Linked DNA regions of Homo sapiens: region 2 is linked to region 1. The links are chromatin loops, found by intact Hi-C in ENCODE. Cell type or tissue: Caco-2. All regions are shown on one strand. Links, peaks and the distances in the headings refer to the core of each region. The heading gives the core; the rest is flanking DNA.

The links. Hi-C counts contacts between places; a loop is a spot of excess contacts. Peaks named below come from ENCODE experiments on the same cell type or tissue, not always from the same donor. Only the 100,000 strongest peaks of a DNase experiment are listed, where the experiment ranks them.
Region 2: it touches region 1 in a loop (5-fold over the local background); 1 of 110 quality-filtered maps calls a loop at or near these places.

Annotation. Positions count from the first base shown.
Region 1 is chr13:81,056,880-81,068,706 of GRCh38, reverse strand. No RefSeq gene overlaps it. Among named protein-coding and RNA genes, the nearest start is that of LINC00377, 44 kb to the right of the region's middle. In Caco-2, for the core only: a CTCF peak has its summit at 7,020; no DNase peak of the experiment used is centred there.
Region 2 is chr13:81,135,852-81,147,678 of GRCh38, reverse strand. No RefSeq gene overlaps it. Among named protein-coding and RNA genes, the nearest start is that of LINC00564, 85 kb to the left of the region's middle. In Caco-2, for the core only: no CTCF peak of the experiment used is centred there; a DNase peak (open chromatin) is centred at 6,698.

The sequences.
Region 1 (11,827 bases), core at 5,282-9,281:
GAATGGAACCAAGTTGGAAAACACACTGCAGGATATTATCCAGGAGAACTTCCCCAATCTAGCAAGGCAGACCAAAATTCAGATTCAGGATATACAGAGAAAGCCACAAAGATACTCCTCGAGAAGAGCAACTCCAAGACACATAATTGTCAGATTCACCAAAGTTGAAATGAAGGAAAAAACGTTAAGGGCAGCCAGAGAGAAAGGTCGGGTTACCCACAAAGGGAAGCCTATCATACTAACAGCGGATCTCTTGGCAGAACTCTACAAGCCAGAAGAGAGTGGCGGCCAATATTCAACATTATTAAAGAAAAGAATTTTCAACCCAGAATTGCATATCCAGCCAAACTAAGCTTCATAAGTGAAGGAGAAATAAAATACTTTACAGACAAGCAAATGCTGAGAGATTTTGTCACCACCAGGCCAGCCCTACAAGAGCTCCTGAAGGAAGCACTAAATATGGAAAGGAACAACTGGTACCAGCCACTGCAAAATCATGCCAAATTGTAAAGACCATTGAGGCTAGGAAGAAACTGCATCAACTAATGAGCAAAATAACCAGCTAACATCATAATGACAGGATCAAATTCACACATAACAATATTAAATTTAAATGTAAATGGACTAAATGCTCCAATTAAAAGACACAGACTGGCAAATTGGATAAAGAGTCAAGACCCATCAGTGTGCTGTATTCAGGAAACCCATCTCACGTGCAGAGACACACATAGGCTCAAAATAAAAGGATGGAGGAAGATCTACCAAGCAAATGGAAAACAAAAAAAGGCAGGGGTTGCAATCCTAGTCTCTGATAAAACAGACTTTAAACCAACAAAGATCAAAAGAGACAAAGAAGGCCATTACATAATGGTAAAGGGATCAATTCAACAAGAAGAGCTAACTATCCTAAATATATATGCACCCAATACAGGAGCACCCAGATTCATAAAGCAAGTCCTGAGTGACCTACAAAGAGACTTAGACCCCCACACATTAATAATGGGAGAATTTAACACCCCACTGTCAACATTAGACAGATCAACGAGACAGAAAGTTAACAAGGATACCCAGGAATTGAACTCAGCTCTGCACCAAGCGGACCTAATAGACATCTACAGAACTCTCCACCCCAAATCAACAGAATATACATTTTTTTCAGCACCAGAACCCACCTATTCCAAAATTGACCACATAGTTGGAAGTAAAGCTCTCCTTAGCAAATGTAAAAGAACAGAAATTATAACAAACTGTCTCTCAGACCACAGTGCAATCAAACTAGAACGCAGGATTAAGAAACTCACTCAAAACCGCTCAACTACATGGAAACTGAACAACCTGCTCCTGAATGACTACTGGGTACATAACGAAATGAAGGCAGAAATAAAGATGTTCTTTGAAACCAACGAGAACAAAGACACAACATACCAGAATCTCTGGGACACATTCAAAGCAGTGTGTAGAGGGAAATTTATAGCACTAAATGCCCACAAGAGAAAGCAGGAAAGATCCAAAATTGACACCCTAACATCACAATTAAAGGAACTACAAAAGCAAGAGCAAACACATTCAAAAGCTAGCAGAAGGCAAAAAATAACTAAAATCAGAGCAGAACTGAAGGAAATAGAGACACAAAAAACCCTTCAAAAAATCAATGAATCCAGGAGCTGGTTTTTGAAAAGATCAACAAAATTGATAGACTGCTAGCAAGACTAATAAAGAAGAAAATAAAGAAGAATCAAATAGACACAATAAAAAATGATAAAGGGGATATCACCACTGATCCCACAGAAATACAAACTACCATCAGAGAATACTACAGACACCTCTATGCAAATAAACTAGAAAATATAGAAGAAATGGATAAATTCCTCAACACATACACCCTCCCAAGACTAAACCAGGAAGAAGTTGAATCTCTGAATAGACCAATAATAGGCTCTGAAATTGTGGCAATAATCAATAGCTTACCAACCAAAAAGAGTCCAGGACCAGATGGACTCACAGCCGAATTCTACCAGAGGTACAAGGAGGAAATGGTACCATTCCTTCTGAAACTATTCCAATCAATAGAAAAAGAGGGAATCCTCCCTAACTCATTTTAAGGCCAGCATCATCCTGATACCAAAGCCGGGCAGAGATACAACCAAAAAAGAGAATTTTAGACCAATATCCTTGATGAACATTGATGCAAAAATCCTCAATAAAATACTGGCAAACTGAATCCAGCAGCACATCAAAAAGCTTATCCACCATGATCAAGTGGGCTTCATCCCTGGGATGCAAGGCTGGTTCAATATACGCAAATCAATAAATGTAATCTAGCATATAAACAGAACCAAAGACAAAAACCACATGATTATCTCAATAGATGCAGAAAAGGCCTTTGACAAAATTCAACAACACTTCATGCTAAAAACTCTCAATAAATTAGGTATTGATGGGACGTATCTCAAAATAATAAGAGCTATCTATGACAAACCCACAGCCAATATCATCCTGAATGGGCAAAAACTGGAAGCATTCCCTTTGAAAACGGGCACAAGACAGGGATGCCCTCTCCCACCACTCCTATTCAACATAGTGTTGGAAGTTCTGGCCAGGGCAATTAGGCAGGAGAAGGAAATAAAGGGTATTCAATTAGGAAAAGAGGAAGTCAAATTGTCCCTGTTTGCAGATGACATGATTGTATATCTAGAAAACCCCGTTGTCTCAGCCCAAAATCTCCTTAAGCTGATAAGCAACTTCAGCAAAGTCTCAGGATACAAAATCAATGTACAAAAATCACAAGTATTCTTATACACCAATAACAGACAAACCGAGAACCAAATCATGAGTGAACTCCCATTCACAATTGCTTCAAAGAGAATAAAATACCTAGGAATCCAACTTACAAGGGATGTGAAGGACCTCTTCAAGGAGAACTACAAATGACTGCTCAATGAAATAAAAGAGGATACAAAGAAATGGAAGAACATTCCATGTTCATGGGTAGGAAGAATCAATATCGTGAAAATGGCCATATGGCCCAAGGTAATTTATAGATTCAATGCCACCCCCATCAAGCTACCAATGACTTTCTTCACAGAATTGGAAAAAACTACTTTAAAGTTCATATGGAACCAAAAAACAGCCCGCATCGCCAAGTCAATGCTAAGCCAAAAGAACAAAGCTGGAGGCATCACGCTACCTGACTTCAAACTATACTACAAGGCTACAGTAACCAAAACAGTATGGTACTGGTACCAAAACAGAGATATAGATCAATGGAACAGAACAGAGCCCTCAGAAATAAGGTCGCATATCTACAACTATCTGATCTTTGACAAACCTGAGAAAAACAAGCAATGGGGAAAGGATTCCCTATTTAATAAATGGTGCTGGGAAAACTGGCTAGTCATGTGTAGAAAGCTGAAACTGGATCCCTTCCTTACACCTTATACAAAAATTAATTCAAGATGGATTAAAGACTTAAATGTTAGACCTAAAACCATAAAAACCCTAGAAGAAAACCTAGGTATCACCATTCAGGACATAGGCATGGGCAAGGACTTCATGTCTAAAACACCAAAAGCAATGGGAACAACAGCCAAAATTAACAAATGGGATCTAATTAAACTAAAGAGCTTCTGCACAGCAAAAGAAACTACCATCAGAGTGAACAGGCAACCTACAAAATGGGAGAAAATTTTCACAACTGACTCATCTGACAAAGGGCTAATATCCAGAATCTACAATGAACTCAAACAAATTTACAAGAAAAAAACAAACAACTCCATCAAAAAGTGGGTGAAGGACATGAACAGACACTTCTCAAAAGAAAACGTTTATGCAGCCAACAGACACATGAAAAAATGCTCACCATCACTGGCCATCAGAGAAATGTAAATCAAAACCACAATGAGATACCATCTCACACCAGTTAGAATGGCAATCATTAACAAGTCAGGAAACAACAGGTGCTGGAGAGGATGTGGAGAAATAGGAACACTTTTACACTGTTGGAGGGACTGTAAACTAGTTCAACCATTGTGGAAGTCAGTGTGGCGATTCCTCAGGCATCTAGAACTAGAAATACCATTTGACCCAGCCATCCCATTACTGGGTATATACCCAAAGGACTATAAATCATGCTGCTATAAAGACACATGCACATGTATGTTTATTGCGGCACTATTGACAATAGCAAAGACTTGGAACCAAGCCAAATGTCCAACAATGATAGACTGGATTAAGAAAATGTGGCACATATACACCATGGAATACTATGCAGCCATAAAAAAGGATGAGTTTATGTCCTTTGTAGGGACATGGATGAAATTGGAAATCATCATTCTCAGTAAACTATCGCAAGGACAAAAAACCAAACACCGCATGTTCTCACTCATAGGTGGGAATTGAACAATGAGAACACATGGACACAGGAAGGAGAACATCACACTCTGGGGACTGTTGTGGGGTGGGGGGAGGGGGGAGGGATAGCATTAGGAGATACACCTAATGCTAAATGACGAGTTAATGGGTGCAGCACGCCAGCCTGGCACATGTATACATATGTAACTAACCTGTACAATGTGCACATGTACCCTAAAACCTAAAGTATAATAATAATAAAATTAAAAAGAAAATTCTTATATAGTTAATACACACTTATACATTTTAAAAGCATAGCCTAAAATATAGGAAATATAGGTTGTATAATATTGCATGTGATTTGGATAAATAATTGAAAAATAAATACATAATGGAAACAAAATAAATATATCACTTTCATGCTTACATATGTGTGGAGACCAGATTGGTAGGGGAGACCCTAACCCAGTGGCACTAGAGGAATTACAAGACACACACAGATATATAGAGGTGTGGAGTGGGAAATCAGGGGTCTCACAGCCTTCAGAGCTGACAGCCTCGAACAGACATTTACCCACATATTTATTGACAGCAAGCCAGTGATAAGCATTGTTTCTATAGATTATAGCTGAACTAAAAGTATTCTTTATGGGAAATAAAGGGATGGGCCGAAATAAAGGGATGGGTTGGGCTAGTTATCTACAGCAGGAGTATGTCCTTAAGGCACAGATCACTCATGCTATTGTTTGTGGTTTAAGAATGCCTTTAAGCAGTTTTCTGCCCTGGGTGGGCTGGGTGTTCCTTGCCCTCATTCCAGTAAACCCACAACCTTCCAGTGTGGGCATCATGGCCACCAATATGTCACAGTGCTGCAGAGATTTTGTTTATGGCCAGTTTTGGGGCCCCTTATGGCCAGAGTTTGGGGGCCTATTCCCAACGCATATGTAAAATGAAGATGAGAATAGAGAATTAATATGATTTGGCTGTGTCTCTATCCAAATCTCATCTTTAATTGTAGCTCACATAATCCTCATGTGTTGTGGGAGGGACCCGGTGGGAGGTAATTGAATCTTGGGGGCGGGTCTTTCCCATGCTGTTCCCATGATAGTGAATAAGTCTCCTGGGATCTGATGGTTTTATAAAGGGCAGTTCCCCTGCACATGTTCTCTTGTCTGCTGCCATGTAAGATATGCCTTTGCTCCTCCTTTGCCATCCGCCATGATTGTGAGGCCTAAAATATTGGTTGTACAATATTGCATGTGATTTGGATAAATAATTGAAAATTAAATACATAATGGCAACAAAATAAATATATCCTCCCCAGCCATGTGGAACTGTGAGTCCATTAAACCTCTTCCCTTTATAATTACCCAGTCTGTGGTAATTAGCAGCATGAGAACAGACTAATACAAGAATTTTTCTTAATATAATCAGAATCAAATGCTAAATCTTAGATATCTGAATATTTAAAGCAAAAGCCTTCTTATCTTATTTGTTGAAATGGTATCTTTACCGTACAATTTTATTTTTATAATTTGACTAGATAAATTAGCACATTGTATACTATTTTTTCAAAATGTTCTTCATTTTCCATTTAATAAGTCCCAGTCTTTCTTAAGCAATAAGAACATTGGAATAAAGATAAGAATAAAGTAGGATTGCAATCCTACCTTTATATTTCCACAAAAGAGGAAGAATAGTTCACATTTATATAAAATTATATTTTCATTGAATTAAGTTAAGAAGAGTTGAGTAATGTCTTCTCTCTGACATACGGGAGTACAACATTCCAGGCCAAAAGTATTGCATTTTAAGCAATTGTCTCTGGAATGCCTGCTTTCCAACAATTAACTTGATTCTAGTGAGAAATACTTGCTTATCTCCCTCCCAATTAATAATTATTGCCCTTGTTTTACTTGCATGTCCCAGGTACTGAAAACCTGAAATGATATATTTGACTCAGGAGGAAAAGATTAACAATAGTTCCCTTCTTAGTAAGTTTTGTTGACGTTATTCTTTATAGATCTCATACGTTTATCATACTAGGATAGCTTTGACATTATCTCTTCTTATTAAGTTTAATACCACTGTCTTATTTACTAAATCTGTTGTTTATCTGTCATACTTTGTGCTTCTATATTTTGGGCTCTATATAGGAAACCAGGGAAGATATAGATGTTCCACATAAAAATCAAATTCACATATGATGCCATCAGCGAAATACCAAAAATGGCTGCTTGGAAGCTGTAAATGCCATACAAATACTCTTATGGCAATGAGGCTAGAAATGGGGAAAGACTGAAAGGCTTCCTCAGTTTGTAAGTCTCTTAATTCAGAATCGCAACCACCCTGTGTGTTTGCAGAGGAAATAGATAGTTTGTAAGCTGCTTCAATTTATTGCTTGAGAACATGTGGAGAAAGGGAATACAGGACATTTGGAAGAGCTCACAACAGTGTTGCTGAAACTCCATTTTAGACTGAGAACTGCTCTTCAACATATTTGTCCTGAAAGTTTGATGGGAAATTCTCTTGTCGCAAGTTGCACTAAACTACCACAAGGGGTTTTTCTTAGCGTTCTTTCATCAGGAACTCTGCGACAAATACTAAAAGCTGCAAAACAGAATGCCAAGCAATACTCTTGAGGGTAAGATATGGTATGTTAAAGCCTCTTGGACTGTTTATAGGTTATTTGGTGAATGTAAATATATCAAACATTACTACACTTTTCCATATGCTATCACTTAATTAACTTTAAAAATATTGCACTTACTTGTTCCTTATTTCATTGTATATGCCAATTTCAAAATATACCACATGAATGTACTCTGTTTTAACTGCAGAAAAGGGGAAAAATATTTTTCAACCAGGCTGGCAAATACAACATAAATGTTTAAAATGTTTATCACAAAGGACATCTTTTACATTTAGAATACTACTCCGCCATCTAGAGGAAAACTAAGAATCTAACACCCAGTGGGGGAAAAATTCAACTAGAATGAATTCTTCATACTTAGAATGTAAAAATTATGGTAAGTAAATAGTGTAAAGGGCCGGGCGCGGTGGCTCATGCCTGTAATCCCAGCACTTTGGGAGGCCAAGGCAGGCAGATCACGAGGTCAGGAGTTTGAGACCAGCATGGCCAGCAAGGTGAAACCCCCTCTCTACTAAAAATATGAAAAATTAGCCGGGCATGGTGGCACGTGCCTGTAGTCCCAGCTACTCGGGAGGCTGAGGCAGAAGAATTGCTTGAACCCGGCAGGTGGAGGTTGCAGTGAGCCGAGATTGTGCCATTGCACTCCAGCCTGGCAGCAGAGTAAGACTGCGTCTCAAAAAAAATTACATATATATATATATTATAGTAAAGTCGCCATCGACAGGAAGATTTTTTACTAACCTTGTTAATGTAGATCATAGAAGTAATAACAATAAAAAGACAATATTTACAAAAATAAATCGACAGACATGCTTAGCAGCAAAACAAGTAAAATGTGAATATATTGATCTTTGCTTCTTTCTGTTATACAGATGATATCTAATCTTCATAAATTGCATCTGAAAATTATTTGCTCTCTTTGTGTCTCATTAATAATAAAATTCTTTGGCTGCAAATCTATGCATTGGAATGCAGTTTCTAACTGCTGATGCCTTTTTCTTTTTAGATGATTGACCTTTATGTTCAATGCTGTAAATACATTAAAACCTACTGGCACTCTCCATACCTCTTTGCATGTATAACAAGAGCAAAAAGCACTGATTGTGCATTCACAGGTCACTTTCATAGAATGTTTAATTTTTAAAAAATATTTCTAATCCAGTATTGCTTTTTCTTAAGGAAGTGAAAGAGGTATTGCTTAAATAATTTTTCTGGGAATAGCAGTTTGCTGATTATATATATATGTAATATATAATCAAGAAATAGAATGTTACATATTATGTAATATATAATATAGCATATTATATATTATATAATATATAATCAAGAAATAGAGAGAAATCTGTCTCTCTCTCTCTCTCTATATATATATATACATATATACAATCTATATATCGTTATGTAGTCCCTTCTATGTCTGTATATATATATGGGGAGGGACTACATAACGATATATAGATTTCAATGCATCACTAACTTTTGTTGTTGCTGCCATTGCTGTTTCTTGCCTATGTTCAGCTTAGCACATTCCCTTTGTGTACAATCTGTGATTTCAGGCACGAAAATAAAGGAAGGTGCATGAAAAAGTCACTTTTCATTATTCTTGAGTGAATTTCTGTTAGAGAACAAGAAAACTCTCAGTAGCTTGTACTGAACCCCTGCTGTCTTTTAAAAGGTCTTCATGCAAATTGGCATTTTTTATATAGGTTACCTTGTGAAGAGAAGCTAATTCGGTGAAGGTCAATTTATCTCAAAGCAAGTGTGAAATGTGTAGTTTGTTGAATTGATCTATTATTTCATTGAATGTTAAAATAAACCACAATTCTGTTCAGGTGAAATCCAAACTCTTAAAATGACCATGACTCATGAATAAAATAAAATATGTACTTTTCAAAATAATTAAATAATGGGATCTACCCAGTCATCAAATAAATGACTTTTTGGAAACTATTAACAAGAAAGAGTACATTGATGTTCTTTGATTCTTTTCACATAAAGAAAAATGTAGGCCAGGAGCGATGGCTCACACCAGTAATTACACCACTTTGGGAGGCTGAAGCGGGAGGGTCAACTGAGGTCAGTAGTTTGAGACCAGCCTGGCCAGCATGGTGAAACCGTGTTATCTATAAAAATACAAAAATTAGCCAGGCATGGTGGCACCTACCTGTAATCCCAGCTACTCAGGAGGCTGAGGCAGGAGAATTGCTTGAACCCAGGAGGCGGAGGTTGCAGTGAACCGAGATCATGCCACTGCACTCCAGCCTGGGCGACAGAGTGAGACTCGGTCTCAAAAAAAAAGAAAAAGAAAAACGTGTTTGTTTTTATTTTCTATTAGTATCTCAGTGCAGTTTCATTGTGCCCTTCTGAATTATTAAGGATTAATATGTAAAATGATCTTCTCTGTCTTTTTAAAAAGCCTCTTTAAATGTAAAATAGAATACAGATGGAAGAAAACTGTAAACAGCAGTCACATGGCTTAGTAAATTCTTATAAATTTTAATAAGGTAAAAACTACAAAATCCAAGAAATATAACAAAGCCACAAACAGTAGAGGCTCCTCATGGGCTCAGATTCAGTCTCAAAACCACCCTTTCCCTCAAGATTAGCCAGCATCCTGACTCTTATATTAGTCATTTCCTTTCATATTATCAACGTTTTATCCTCCAGGTGTGCTTCCCAAATAACAGTTTAGTCTTGCCAACTTTATTTTAATTTTATGTTTCAGTCTTTTCTAATTTACAGATTCCCTTCTGTCCTTTTTATTTCCTTGTAACTTATTTGTTGAAAATCATGTGATGTTTGACATTTAGGTTTTTCTGCAGTCTGGATTTTGCTGATTGCATACTCATTTCAGGATGTTCCTCTGTCATTTATACTTTTTGCAAATTGCCAGTTGGCCCCAGAGTTTTCCTCAGATTCATTTTCAATTCCTTTGGCAAGACTATAGGTATTGTCTTGTTTTATCAAGAAGCACGTCTTGTGGTATAATCAGTGGTTGACCTTCCATGACTAAATCAATTGCTGCTGCCTAGTGAGTAGCAAATGGCAATAGCCAAATTAAAGGTAAAAACACGGTTCAATTACTGCCTGAGTCCACTTGGGCCACTATAACAAATAACCACAAACTAGAAATTTATTTCTCTTACTTCTGGAAGCTGGAATGTCCATGGCCAAGGCAGATTCAGTGTCTGGTCAGAGCCCAATTCCTGGCTCATAGACAGTGCCTTGTTTCTGTGTCCTTACATGGTGGAAGGGATGAGGAATGTCTCTCAGACCTCTTATAAGGGCATGAATCTTACTCACGAGGGGCCCAACCTATTACTTAATCATTGCCCAAAGGCTCCACCTCCTGAAACCATCCAACTTGGGAGTGAGGATTTCAAAACAGAGATTTTGGGGAGACATGAGTATTCAGACCATAGCAACTACTATTTGGTTTCATAGTAATATAACTCCTTTGGAAGGACAGGATAAATCTTTTCCTTTTATATCTTATTTTAAGGATAATGATTTGCTTCCCTATTATTTTCCTAAAATTGTCTAATTATTATTATTAAGAAATTATGACTTTAAACATATTTGATGAATTTAATTTAGTCTTACATATTACCACTTTTGGAGCTCAAATTGTATCATGTTTGCCCAGTGGCAGCCTCTTCAATATGACACCTGAGTCTTTTTGACATAACCTTTAACAATTTAAAAAAGAAAAGGCATGTCTATTACTGGGCACAAAGATTATTTATCTCAATTTTTATTGTTTATATACATAATATGTCTGTAATCCAATAAAGAAATGTATACACACATACACACCATGAATATAAATCATCCACATTCAATAGATATCAAAAGAAGAAGATACATAAAGGGCCCAAATGTTGGAATTACTAGGGAAAAAAATATTTATAAATAACTTTTGCATTATAAAGAATCTAGTGGAAAAGGTATCAAATATGCATAACCAGAGATAGAATATTATAATACACAGAAATGGAAACTATAAAAATGAGATTAATGAAAACGCATGCACGCACACACACAAACATACACACACGCATACATATGTGTAAGAAATGAGAATGTCCTCAGTGGGTTATCAGCAAATTGAACACAGCAGAGAAAAGAATCATTGAATTTGAAGACAATTAGTTAAAAGTTATTCCAGCTGAAATTTTTTAAAAAGTTGGAAAAAGAAACAGAACAAATACATAACTGATCTCAAAGAAATGAAAACTTATTTCCACACAAAATTCTGCTCATGTGGCCAGGCGCAGTGGCTCATGGCTGTAATCCCAGCACTTTGGTAGGCCCAGGCGGATGGATCACCTGCAGTTAGGAGTTCAAGACCAGCCTGACCAAATGGTGAAACCCCATCTCCACTAAAAATACAAAATTAGCTGGGTGTGTGTGCACATACCTTTAATCCCAGCTACTCAGGAGGCAGAGGCAGGAGAATCAATTAAACCTGGGAGGCAGAGGTTGCAGTGAGCCGAGATCGTGCCATTGCACTTCAGCCTGGGCAACAAGAGCGAAAGTCCGTCTCAAAAAAAAAAAAAAAATCTGCTTATGAATATTCATTACAAATCTTATTTGTAATATCCCAAAACTGGTGACAATGATGTGATGGGGACGTTACACCAAAATATGGTACCTGGGCATTTGAGAAAACAGCAGATTCAGGAAGATCACCGTCACCTTCCTCTTGCTCTTCTTTCCTGAAGCAAGTCATAAAATCTTTATTTCAGAGGCACTTTCCCTATGCTTGGAGAAAAAGTAACATCCATATCCTAGAAGACACAGAGACGCCAAGAAGAATCTGAA
Region 2 (11,827 bases), core at 4,249-8,248, 80 kb before region 1:
GAGCTATAAAAACAATGAGGAAAACAGTGAAATATAGCATGTAAACAGAAAGAGCACAATGGAAGGTGAGAGTGAAAAACAAAATGAAATGAGTTGGGAGCACAAAACGTGGTATGAGAGAAGGGGAGAGGAGAAGAGAGAATATTTCAATGAAAAGATAACGCAGGGGATTGGAAACAAAAAAATGTGTTATTAAATGTATCTGATCACAACCAAAAGCAGAATTTGGAGAAGAGAAAAAGTAGAGAAAGGAGATAGAAGCAAAAAAAAAAAAAAAAAAAAAAAAAAAAAGAAGGCAATAAAAAGAAAGAAATCTGAGAAAAACCAGGAAATTAAGCAAAGTGTAAAGAGAGACTGAAAAAATGGAGAAACTGTTTGCCTTAAAGAATGGCTTAGTCATTAAATAGAGCCATTTTATGCTCTAAGATAAATAGTCAAGTCCTTTCTTACTACAGAGATACGATTTGGCTGTTTCCCCATCCAAATCTTTCATCTTGAATTGTAATCCCCATAATGCCTACATGTCTAGGGAGAGACTTGATGGGAGGTGATTGGATCATAGGGTTGGTTTTTCCCATGCTCTCCTCATGATAGTAAGTGAGTTCTCCTGAGATCTGATGGTTTTATAAGTGTCTGGCACTTCCCCTCTTTGCACTTCTCTCTCTTGCTGCCATGTGAAGAAGGTCATTGCTTCACCTTGTACCATGATTGTAAGTTTCCTGAGGCCTCTCCAGCCATGTGGAACTGTGAGTCAATTAAACTTCTTTTCTTTATTAATTACCCGGTCTTGGGTATTTCTTTATAGCACTGTGAAAACAGACTAATACATACAGAAATAAGGGGATCGGCTCCCCACCGTCTGGTAAGTGAGGAGCGCCTCTGCCCGGCTGCCAAACTGGGAAGTGCGGAGCGCCTCTGCTCGGCTGCCCACCATCTGGGAGGTGAGGAGCGCCTCTGCCCGGCCGCTGTGCAACCTTCTAAGTGTGAAGAGACAGCCTTGTGTGTGATCTTTTCTGTCTTCCCCAAGTTTGCATTTTCGACATTAAAGTTTACTTTTTAGTTAAAAGTTAAAAAAAAAAAAAGAAATACAGGGATCATAATCAGAAATTCATAAAGGAGACTCACAAGCAATAAAATTAATGGGATATCTGGTGGAAAGGATATGCTTCCAACTACAGCCAATTGATGCCATGTAGAAACGGGGTCCTATGTTTCAGTTCTTCTTATCTTTGTATGTGGTACATACAAAGTATGTATGTGGGTATGTTTGACATTGTGTGCTACCTACTCCAAATCTGTTCTTTCTTTGTGAGTTAAAAAAAAATATTCTGGAAAGACAGCAAATACCTAACTCTGGTGATTATTTCTGATCTTCCTTTCAGCTAAGAATGTCTATGTGAATCAATTGTGGACCAAAAAAGTAAACCAGCTGTAGTGGGTTTCAGGACTATGACAATGCTTTTGTTCTCTTCATAAAAGATGACTAATGTGGTTAGCATCTTCTTTGTTCTTCTTCCTTACTTAAAGAATATGTGATATTTGGAGCTTCAATATCCATCTTGGGACATTGGAATCAATACTGTTGAGTAGCTAAACCAATAGCAACAATATTGTCACTATGAACATTTTCGTGGGAGAAAATTAACTCTTATTTGGGTAACTGATTACTAGTCAATTACTCTATAAATTGAAGGTAAACATATGGTAAATAAAGTAGTGGAAATGTAGATTACTTTGTAATTTACTTTAACATTTTCAGTGATGCTCATATTTTAATACTATTTTTGACACACTAAAGGCACCTGCAGACCAGATCCTGACCATGGGCAAGAAAACTGACTTCTACATATTGATTCGTTTTGGCAAATGAGCCAGAAGTTACCATTCTAAGTTAATGTGTTACATTCAAAGTACCTGTTTGTGAAGAACTAAATTTATTCTAAAGGAATTTTATTTGGAAGCTTTTGTCTTGATCAACCATACAATTTCTTTATAATTAATATTTTTCACATCTATAGAAACATGTTCTTCAAGTTTTCCCCTTGCCCTTGATGTTGTCCATGCTGCCCCCTTTTTCTCTATCTCTTTTATGCTTATTTTCTCTGTGTCCTGTATGAAATTGAGGTTCAGATCTTATTTTAATCAGATTGTGACTTCCCAATAGAAAAGTGCCCAGGTGCTCCCCATCTGCAACTCTGGAGACAGCAGAGATACACCTAGAGGACAGCAGAGTCATACTAGGCAGAAGCAGGTTGCAGAAGCAAAAGCAACAACCAGTCCTATATGCAGAATATCCTGAAGGGATATTCTGAAGGATTTTTAAGAAATATCCTGAAGGCTTTTTAAGAAAGGACGGTTGATAAGACAATGTATTAAGGTGGAACATAAGTGCACATTTAAGAATAGTGATAGTAACTGGGCCAAGAAAAAGAAAATGCCATCACAATAAAAAAAGGATGTGGTAAAATAAGACTTTGGGACACTGAGAAGAATCCAAAGATGTTACATGATGCACAAATAAAAAAGGAGTCAGGAATAGAAGTAAAACTAATTTCTAATTCAAACTGGCACATGAAATTTCATATCATTAAGACACTTAAAATTTTAACTCTAGATATGTTATTCTGCACAGTACACTGTATATTTATCATTTAGTTAGGTCTATAATAAAACGCATATAGTTTTCATTTATTAATATGAGTTCAATACTTGTCTGTATAATTGTTTCATGAATCCATGTTGAAAAACATATATCTCAAATTTAAAATATAAATGCATGAATTGACAAAACTTACTGTATGTTTATAAACCACATTTGGAACATAAATAGGGAGAGATAGGCAAATAACATTCTTGCCAAAATACTACATTCACAATGTTTATCTCTTTTGAGTGTTCTACTAGTAAAATAATTCTTGATTATCTTAATTATATTTACATTTATTATATATAATTTGGTTTCTGTTGCTAATAAATAAGCCTTTTTAAAATTTCTACACATTGCTCTGTCTCTTAAATTGCATGTTATCCATTCTGGTTTGTTTTTGATATTGTTAGTATTACTTTTAATTGACAATAAAATTTTTGGATGTTATTTGCTAATTATACTGAACATATTACAGTATATAATTTTGTAGAAACTATAAATTTGTGGATGGTTTTCTCAACATAGATAAATTTTTATTTCCTTTTTGAACATTGGTTGGGTCATTTTAGTTACACTTTGATGTTGGATAACAAAGTGAGTTGTGTTACTCTACAAGACTTATTTTGGTAGTTTCTCAAGCATAATGACATTTAATAGAAAATCTCTTTAATATGCCTGTTCTAAGCGGATAAGTACAGAAACCGTTCCCATGCCTTTACACTTGGCAATGTTTTCCTACTTGTTCATGATACACCATCACAGCTGAAAGCCAGACTGAACATTGTTCCCTTCTTTGTGCTTTGTCAAGCTACAAAAACAAACATATTTAGTATTTGTCCTCTACAGTTCTACTCTGCCCCCTGGAAATTATGCATACCCAGAGTGTAATCAAGAGGTATATTTTCTCTAATTCCAGAAAACTTTCATTTACATAAACATTTGAAATTGAATTAAAATATCTAAAAGAGCAATTCATTATATTTCCTGCTTATTCTTTATCAATATTCTATTGGCCTTAAGGCCTTTCTTTTAGAGGCTTTCTGTTTCTGGGGCTGAATTTGCAACACATTGCCAGCTGCCTTCTTCTATGAATCTGGCAGTTGAAAACATTTGAGTTTGGGGAAGAGAAAAATCTTCGCTTCTCTAGTCTAAGTCAGTATTATACCAGTTGTAGAGCCCAGATTTCAGCTTCCTTTATCGTTGCTAGCCACAGCCATTCCATGTATTTACACCAGCCAACCACATTGTTTTGTAGTTCTAAGTACCAGAACTTAGGTCTAAGCACCAATAGTGCTGTGATTTTCCAGAGGTCTGAGCCCTAGCTATGTGGTATGTCCCTCAGACATCTGATCACATAGCATAATGATCAGTTCCTGTAATCAATCATGCTATGGTCTGAATGTTTGTGTCCCCTCATAATTCATATGTTGAAACCTAATCCCTAATGTGATGCTATTAGGAAGTGGGGGCTTTGGGAGGTGATTAGATCATGAGAGTAGAGAACCTTCATGAGTGGGATTAGTGCACTTATAAAAGAGGCCTGAAGAGCTGCCTTGGCAATTCTGCCAAGTGAGGAGGCAGCAGCATGACAACTTCCGGTGTCCTTCACCAAACACCAAATCTGCCAGCACCTTAATCTTTCACTTCCCAGCCACCAGAATCGTGAGAAATCAATTTCTATCTTTTACAAGCTGTCCAGTTTATCATATTTGTTATAGCAGCCCAAATCAATGAAGACAGGGCCCATATTACTGTAAACCACATTTTTATATTCCCCTCAGCCTAGATATGGGAACTGCTTCCTGCAAGCAATATCTGTGTTATCTCAGCATCACCTATTTTTACTTCCAGTTTTGTTACATGTATAACTAATTCCCTGTTTGAAATTCTTTTTGTTTAAATAGTTAGTGTGGGTTCAATAGTCTTCAATGGACCCTGACTGCTAAAGTACTTGGTAGAGGGAACAGGTTTTATTCCTCACTCTCTAACACACTAAAGGGTCTCAGGTAATTGCAACATTTGCACATTAGATCCAATTAATATGATGTCAGAAATGTAATGGGTCAGTTATTCCATGGGATGCCAAGATGATCAAGATCTAGACTGACTAAAATGTGGTAGAAGGCAGAACAGTTGGCACGACCCTGAGGCAAAACTATGAAGATACACATTTGTTGCTGCAAGGTGAGAACAAACATGTTGCTGGCACTGCACTGCCAATTGGTCTAAAATAAGGATATGCAAACCAGAGCAACCAGACAGACCACATTCAGCCCACTGTCTTTTTGCTTGTGTGTTTGCTTTTAAATTTTACTGGAATCCTGTCATATTCATTTCTTTACATACTGCCTATGGCTAATTTTATTAATGGTGGAGAGCGTCCAGTTCTTGGCGCCTTGAACAAAGAACTGGACAAAACTTACAGACAAAGCAAGGAAGGGACTAAGGGATTTATTGAAAATAAAGTACACTCCACAGTGTGAGAGCAGGCAGAGCATAGGGGCTCTAAGGCCCCATTACAGAATTTTTTTGAGTCTTTAAATACCCCCTAGAGGATTCCATTGGTTACTTCAGGTACACCCTGTGTAAATGGAGAGACTGAAGTAAAGTTACAAAGTCATTTACGGCCCATGACCTATGGAGAGGATATTTCCTGTTATAGCTGAAGTGTAAACTGGCTTTATGTTCCCACCCTCCGGACTCTATTTTCCTGCCACAATTTTGTGCTATACAAAAGCTAAGTATTTGTGTTAGAGATGAAATGGCCTAGAAAGCTTAAAATATTTACTAGATGTCCCTTTACAGAAAAACAAAAACAACAGCAACAAAATAAAACATCTCTGACCCCTTGTGTTAGTTTTCCATAGAACTCCGAGATTAAGGTGTGTTGGTAGGGCCGTGCTCCCCTTGAAAGCACTAGGGGCTTCTAATAGTTCCTTGGTTCATGGCAGCATATCTCCAGTCTTCACATGGTGTTCTCCCTGTGTGTGTATCTGTGTCCAAATTTCCCCTTTTATAAAGGATTTCAATTATATTCCGCCAAACCCCTGTGTGAGCTCATGTTAACAAATTACATCTTCAATGATCTCATTTACAAAGATCACATTCTGAGGTATTGTGGGTTAGTACTTCAACACAGGAATTTCAGGGGAACACATTTCATCCCATGGCACTCCTCGTATAGAAAAAACCATCTGCTAAATCAATAACCAAATGTCATGTGTCAGAGAATATAAGGACTTGTTTCCTTAATTTACCACAGCTGGAAAAGCAGCTGCAATTTATGTCTTCCCCAATTAAGTTTATGTTAATTCACAATAACTTCTCAAGATCTTTTCACGTATAGCATGGACAAAGGAGTTATTTATATAACATTGTGATAGGAACTACTAGCTCTGCATCTTTGAAGTCTTTTATAGTGACGCTAATCTCTGCAGTACTCACAGGGAAGTAGCATTGCTCTTGGATTACAAACAAATAGGGAGAAACATTTTCATAGACTTCCATGTGGTTATTCTTACGATAATAATTCACCTCGCCAGTTAGAGAACTGAATGTGGGTATTCTGTCAGTTACTGAATATAATTATATTAGAAACTAAGTCCACACTATAAGATATTTATGTAGATAAACTTGGTTGAAGAAGAACTTGAATCAAGACTACTTATTTGGACTGACTCTCATAATCCCCAGTTTGACCAGTGACCCTTAATGCCATTTTTGGTTACTGATGCTTTCATGGCCCAATAATGAGATGCAGATGAACTGGAGAGGAAGAGAGTTTTTATTTCTGTAATCGGTTGGTTACACATAAAAGACCTGGAAAATATCACCAGACCAACTCAAAATTACAAAGTCTTCCAGAGTTTATCTACCTTCTAAGCTATATGTCTATGTGTAAGTGTGCATTCATCTAAAGACATAAGTGATTAACTTCTTTTAATCTGTAACTAAGATCTGAGTCCTCAAGACCGTCCTCTGGAGCCTCAGTAAATTTACTTAATCTAAATGGGTCCAGGTGCTGAGGTGATTACCTTTATCTTGTCTCCTGCTAAATCAGGGAGGTTTGGGGAATTCCTCCACTTGTTTGTGGAGGCCTGGGGATTTTCTTCAGATCCCTAATAAAAGTTGTTTAATCCCAAATGGGTCCTGTTAAGAATTCCTTTGTTATTTTGTCATGTTTTAAGGCCCAGGAAATGCCTAGGCAAAACTCTTGGTGGGCTTTTGTTACATTCCAGGCTTTGTATAAGAACACTGGCTCTTTCAGTCTTTAATATTTCACTTAACCGCTCAGTACTGAAACAGTTGTTATGGAAGCCTGCGTTAGTGAGACCTGGCCTGCCACAAAACCAGAATCAATAACAGGAAATCTACCAAATTTTCCCTTTCCGTGATGCACAGTGAACATAGAAAAGACTGAAAGTCTTTTTAGAGAAGACTGGAGGAAGATCTATAATTTATATTTTTGAAGGGACTCTGACAATTGCTTCCATAAATAAGGTTTCTGTCCACCAAATCCAGAGTTTGTGTCACAAACATCAAGTAATACTTTAATTGAATGCCATTCTACTCAAACTGAGGATTCTGTTACTAATTAGCATCTGTCAAAGATCCATGGGAGTCACAGAATTCCTGTTATGTCTTTGTTTATTCCTGTTATGCTGTTTATTATAGAACGTATTCCCCTTCTTTCTGCTTTAACATGTAAATATTTGGTTGGGCTTGCGCCCTTCTGGGACCCTTCATCATCACTGTAAAAAGAAAGCCCATCTCAGTGAATGATTCATTTCCACCATCTTCCCCAGCCTACGGAGGACTGCTGCCACAGTGCATTTTAATGATGTGTCTCTCTCCATTCTGGTCATGTATTATCACTGCCTTAGGGAAGGGGATATCCTCTCAGGCCTCTTATACTATATAATGGGGAAGCAGATGGCATATGATACATCCATTCCAACATTCCTATTTTCCTAAGCTTTTGAATTTTTTCCCTCTACATTATGTTAGAGAATTTCTGATATTTCGGCCTCACTGAATGTTGGCAACCGCTAAGCCCAGATTTCAGTCAGCAAAGCTAACAAAATATTAGAGCAGATTTAACATATTAAATGAAGAGTCTCTGAGAAGTGCGGCTATATCAACACATTTGGCCCTGTGCAATGATACATTCTGTACTCTTTCAAACCACATCCTTAAAATTGATTCCCACACATATTCTGCAGGCTGGAATAATATAAATCAACAAAATCTGAGCCCTTTTGTTCTAGTAACACCATCTCTTTCTTTTATTCTAGTAACATCATCCATCCCTTTATTGTTTCCTCAGCTATATAAATGGTAGCTGCTTCCTACAGTTATTATTCTTTGAATTATTTCATCACCCTTTACTTGCTATTTTAGATTTTTCAATATCATCTGCATAACTCTCTTATGTATTAAATTCCCTCTCTTTAACATACTTGCTGTTTATGTTTACTGTCAAGACACAGACTAATTGAGTTACAGAAGAATGGATTCAGATAGAAAACATTGAAATGAAAATATTTTGGAATATGCTAAAATAGTTTTGATCTTAGTGATATTGTTTTTAATTTTTACCTCTGAATTCTGTTTGATAAGCAAATTAACTCAGCAATAGTTACCTATGGAAATGAAAATTGGTATCATGTAATTCAACTTTCCATCAAGTTTAGAAAGTTTCATACAATTCTAATTGAAAAAGTTTATTTTTCATTGTTAAAAGATTTTTTAAAATATTAGAAGCTTTTAAAAATTCTCAAATTCCACTTATTTATATTTCTTTGAAATTTCTAATCTCCACTTTTTAATCTATCCTTTGGATTTGAATAGATAAATGGTAACTAAATGACAGATACTTCTTTAAATGCTTGAACACAGCTATAGTCTAAGACCTTAATTCACTCCCATTCATAGCTCTCAATATTTTAGTGTCCCTTAATGAAAACTCTAAAAAAATTCAATCCACTTAATTGAAAATGAATGTGTGTTATATAATGCTAGAAGTTTCTGATAACCACCCCTCCACCTGCTGAGAAATATTTATTCCATTATCATCTCTCTTTCGGGTGATGAAAATGTTCTGAAACTAGACAATGTGATGGTTGTGCAATATTGTGAATGTACCAATGTCAGGAGCTCAGCTGGGGGTGAGAGAGAATAGAGACAAGACTCGCCGCCACCACCTCGCACTCCACTGAGGGCATCTACTACAGTTGGTGGGGAGCAGGGGCCCCGTGGCCAGCAGGGTCCCCAGTCAGACCATCTGAAGCCACACCTTAAATCTTGCCTAAGGTGACATACCCACTGATTGCTAGACTTTGAGGAAGCTAAAATAAACAGCTTCCACCATAAAACTTACTTAAGGGAGTTAACCCTATCTTCCCCATATGTACAAGACCAGAATGATCAACCTTTACCTTAGCTTCCTTATACTACCAACGATCATGCCTAGGGGTGGAGATTTCACATGCAATGCACGAAGAAGCATGTCACCAAAGTGGGCAGGTACCAGTCACTCCCTGCCTCTGTATGCTTAAACGTCACTCCTTTCTTGCTTTAACCTCTTTAAAATTACTGTCCTCACTCTCTATGGGGAGCCAGCCAGAGAATTCTCTCTCTTTTATGCTGCCTCCATTTTGCCCAGGCATCAACCCCAATAAAGCCTTGTTGGGAAAAACTCTTTTTGCCTCACATTTATTTCTACTACATTGAGGGCCTGAGAACCTGTGGTCAGTACCTGAAAGACCTGACATGTCATGTGTCAAAGTTGTCCATTTAGATAAGTCAAAATGAAATTAACAGCTAGGCCTGTTAATCCTTTCCTGAAATAGTGCAAGAAAGAGGCTAACCCAGGGAAAGTTCCAGCTCCCACACTGTTCCATTTTTCCACATGTAACGGTGTCATAAAAGGGTTAGGTGGATCAGCACGGGCTTGGGGGTCATTTCACTGCCAAGGGAATTTAAACAAAAGGCCCCAGCTGCTTTATGGACTAGAGGCCAGAGGAAGTGGGAGGGGGAAGGGCTAAGAACGATAAAGTGCTGTGTCCCCAGTCAGAGTGGGGAACACTGTCTTCAAATCTCCCGCACCCCATAGTGAGATCTTAGTAGAGACATCTGAGAAAGGCTTTTGTCCAATAAAGACCTTAAAGAGGCCTCTGAATGGTGGCACCTGGGCTAGAATTGCAGCTATGCCTGAGTACATGGCTGGCCTGGGGAGCCTCAGTCCTCGAGTACAGTTTTCTTCAGAGACTGCAGCGTGTTTGTTGTGCATGCACCAAGTCTGATGTGGAGAAGGCAGCCTTTCTCCTTGAGGCCTGCCAGGTAAACCTTTGTAGTTGCCTGTACTTGTGCCTAAAAAAATCACAGGTAGGGGTTTAGCCAGGAGTAAGGTACTTCGCTAACTGCCACTGAATTGTGCACTTTAAATAGCACATTTTCTGATGTGTGCATTTTACCACAATCAAAAAAGCTTTAAAACATGGACTGCATTGATAATTTTTTTTTAAATACGGAGTTAGGTATAGAAAGGCAAGATGCCCTTCTTTCCCTTGATAATGCTGTTTTATAATAATAGAGAATTATAATACACTTGTATCATAACATATTTTTTCTGCATTATAATACAGAATTATCTAGATTTTCTGTAATCTAAGGTATTATATCTTATTTCGTGGTTATTTATTTATTTTTATTTTATTTTATTTTATTTTGAGATGGAGTTTTGCTCTCATTGCCCAGGCTGGAGTGCGATGGCATGATCTCGGCTCACTGCAACCTCTGCCTCCCAGGTTCAAGCTATTCTCCTGCCTCAGCCTCCCGAGCAGCTGGGATTAGAGGCATGTGCCACCACGCCCGGCTGATTTTGTATTTTTAGTACAGATGGGGTTTCTCCACGTTGGTCAGGCTGGTCTCAAACTCCCGACCTCAAGTGATCTGCTTGCCTCGGCCTCCCAAAGTGCTGGGATTACAGGCATGAGCCGTATAAAATACATTTCCTTTGATTAATCATGACGTTATCAGTGATCCAAATTGAGTACAAAGTTAACAGTTCTGTTTGCTCATTTTACTTGTTATCAACAAAGCCACTATTGGCATTTTGGTTACATGATTCATCTTTGCTGTGAAGACATTTTCTGGGTCATAGAAAACAGTTTGCTTTCTTGACCTCTGGGGTTGAAATTCTATTCCCTCTTTGCAGTCATTATTATAAACTCGAAAATTCACACATTTCCAAAAAATTCCTTTCACCCCTCATCCCCAGAGGAGGGGGAGGTATTGCCTTCTTTCACTTGAGTAGCATTTATCTGCTAAAAGAAATCAGGAAGTAAATTCAATGTTTTGATATGATTTTATAAAAGTATAGCCATTTGACAGAATGCTTTTATTATAGCTATTTATTTTCTTGACACAATTTTTTAATAGTATAAGGAAAATATCACCTCTCTGACTAGTTTGCTTACTAACAATGCTCATGTTATTAACATGTAGACTTGTGTTGAGTCATTTGCATTTTTGACAAATAGCATTACTACATTTAAATTTGTTTAAAAATAATTCTAAATTAAAATAAAATTAATCATAGCTTTTTAAAATATGAAAAAGTTTTACACTTATCTACCTGATTTTAAAGATGACTGGTTTTAAATGGGGATTTATCTAATATTGTGTTACATCTATTAAATCCAACCTATGCCTTTCAAATAAATGTTATATTTGTATGTATATTGTATACATTGTGTAAATTCATTTGAATATTGAAACTACTCTCCATGTTTCTATATCGGTCTTGTTTGTGTATATCCCCAAAGTATTTTTAACTAATACTTATACTTCCTTGTGAGAACCACTCTGTGTCTACATCATTTTTATTTTTCTATATTAAAACTACATTTTATACTCCATTGTATTTTATGGACCTGTTTCGTCTCAGCATTTTTTTTCTTTCTCCTCATATTTTACCTTAAGTTCTTTTTAAACAGTAGAGTTTATATTGCCAATCGATAACTTAAGGTTTTCATAAAAGACACTCTTTTAATAACCAGGGGCTCATTGCTCTGGTATCATACAACATTCCACAAAAAAAAAAAAAAAAAACACACACACACACAAAAATCCACTCACTGAGGCAGTGTAACTAGTCATTTCCTATATTATCCTTTA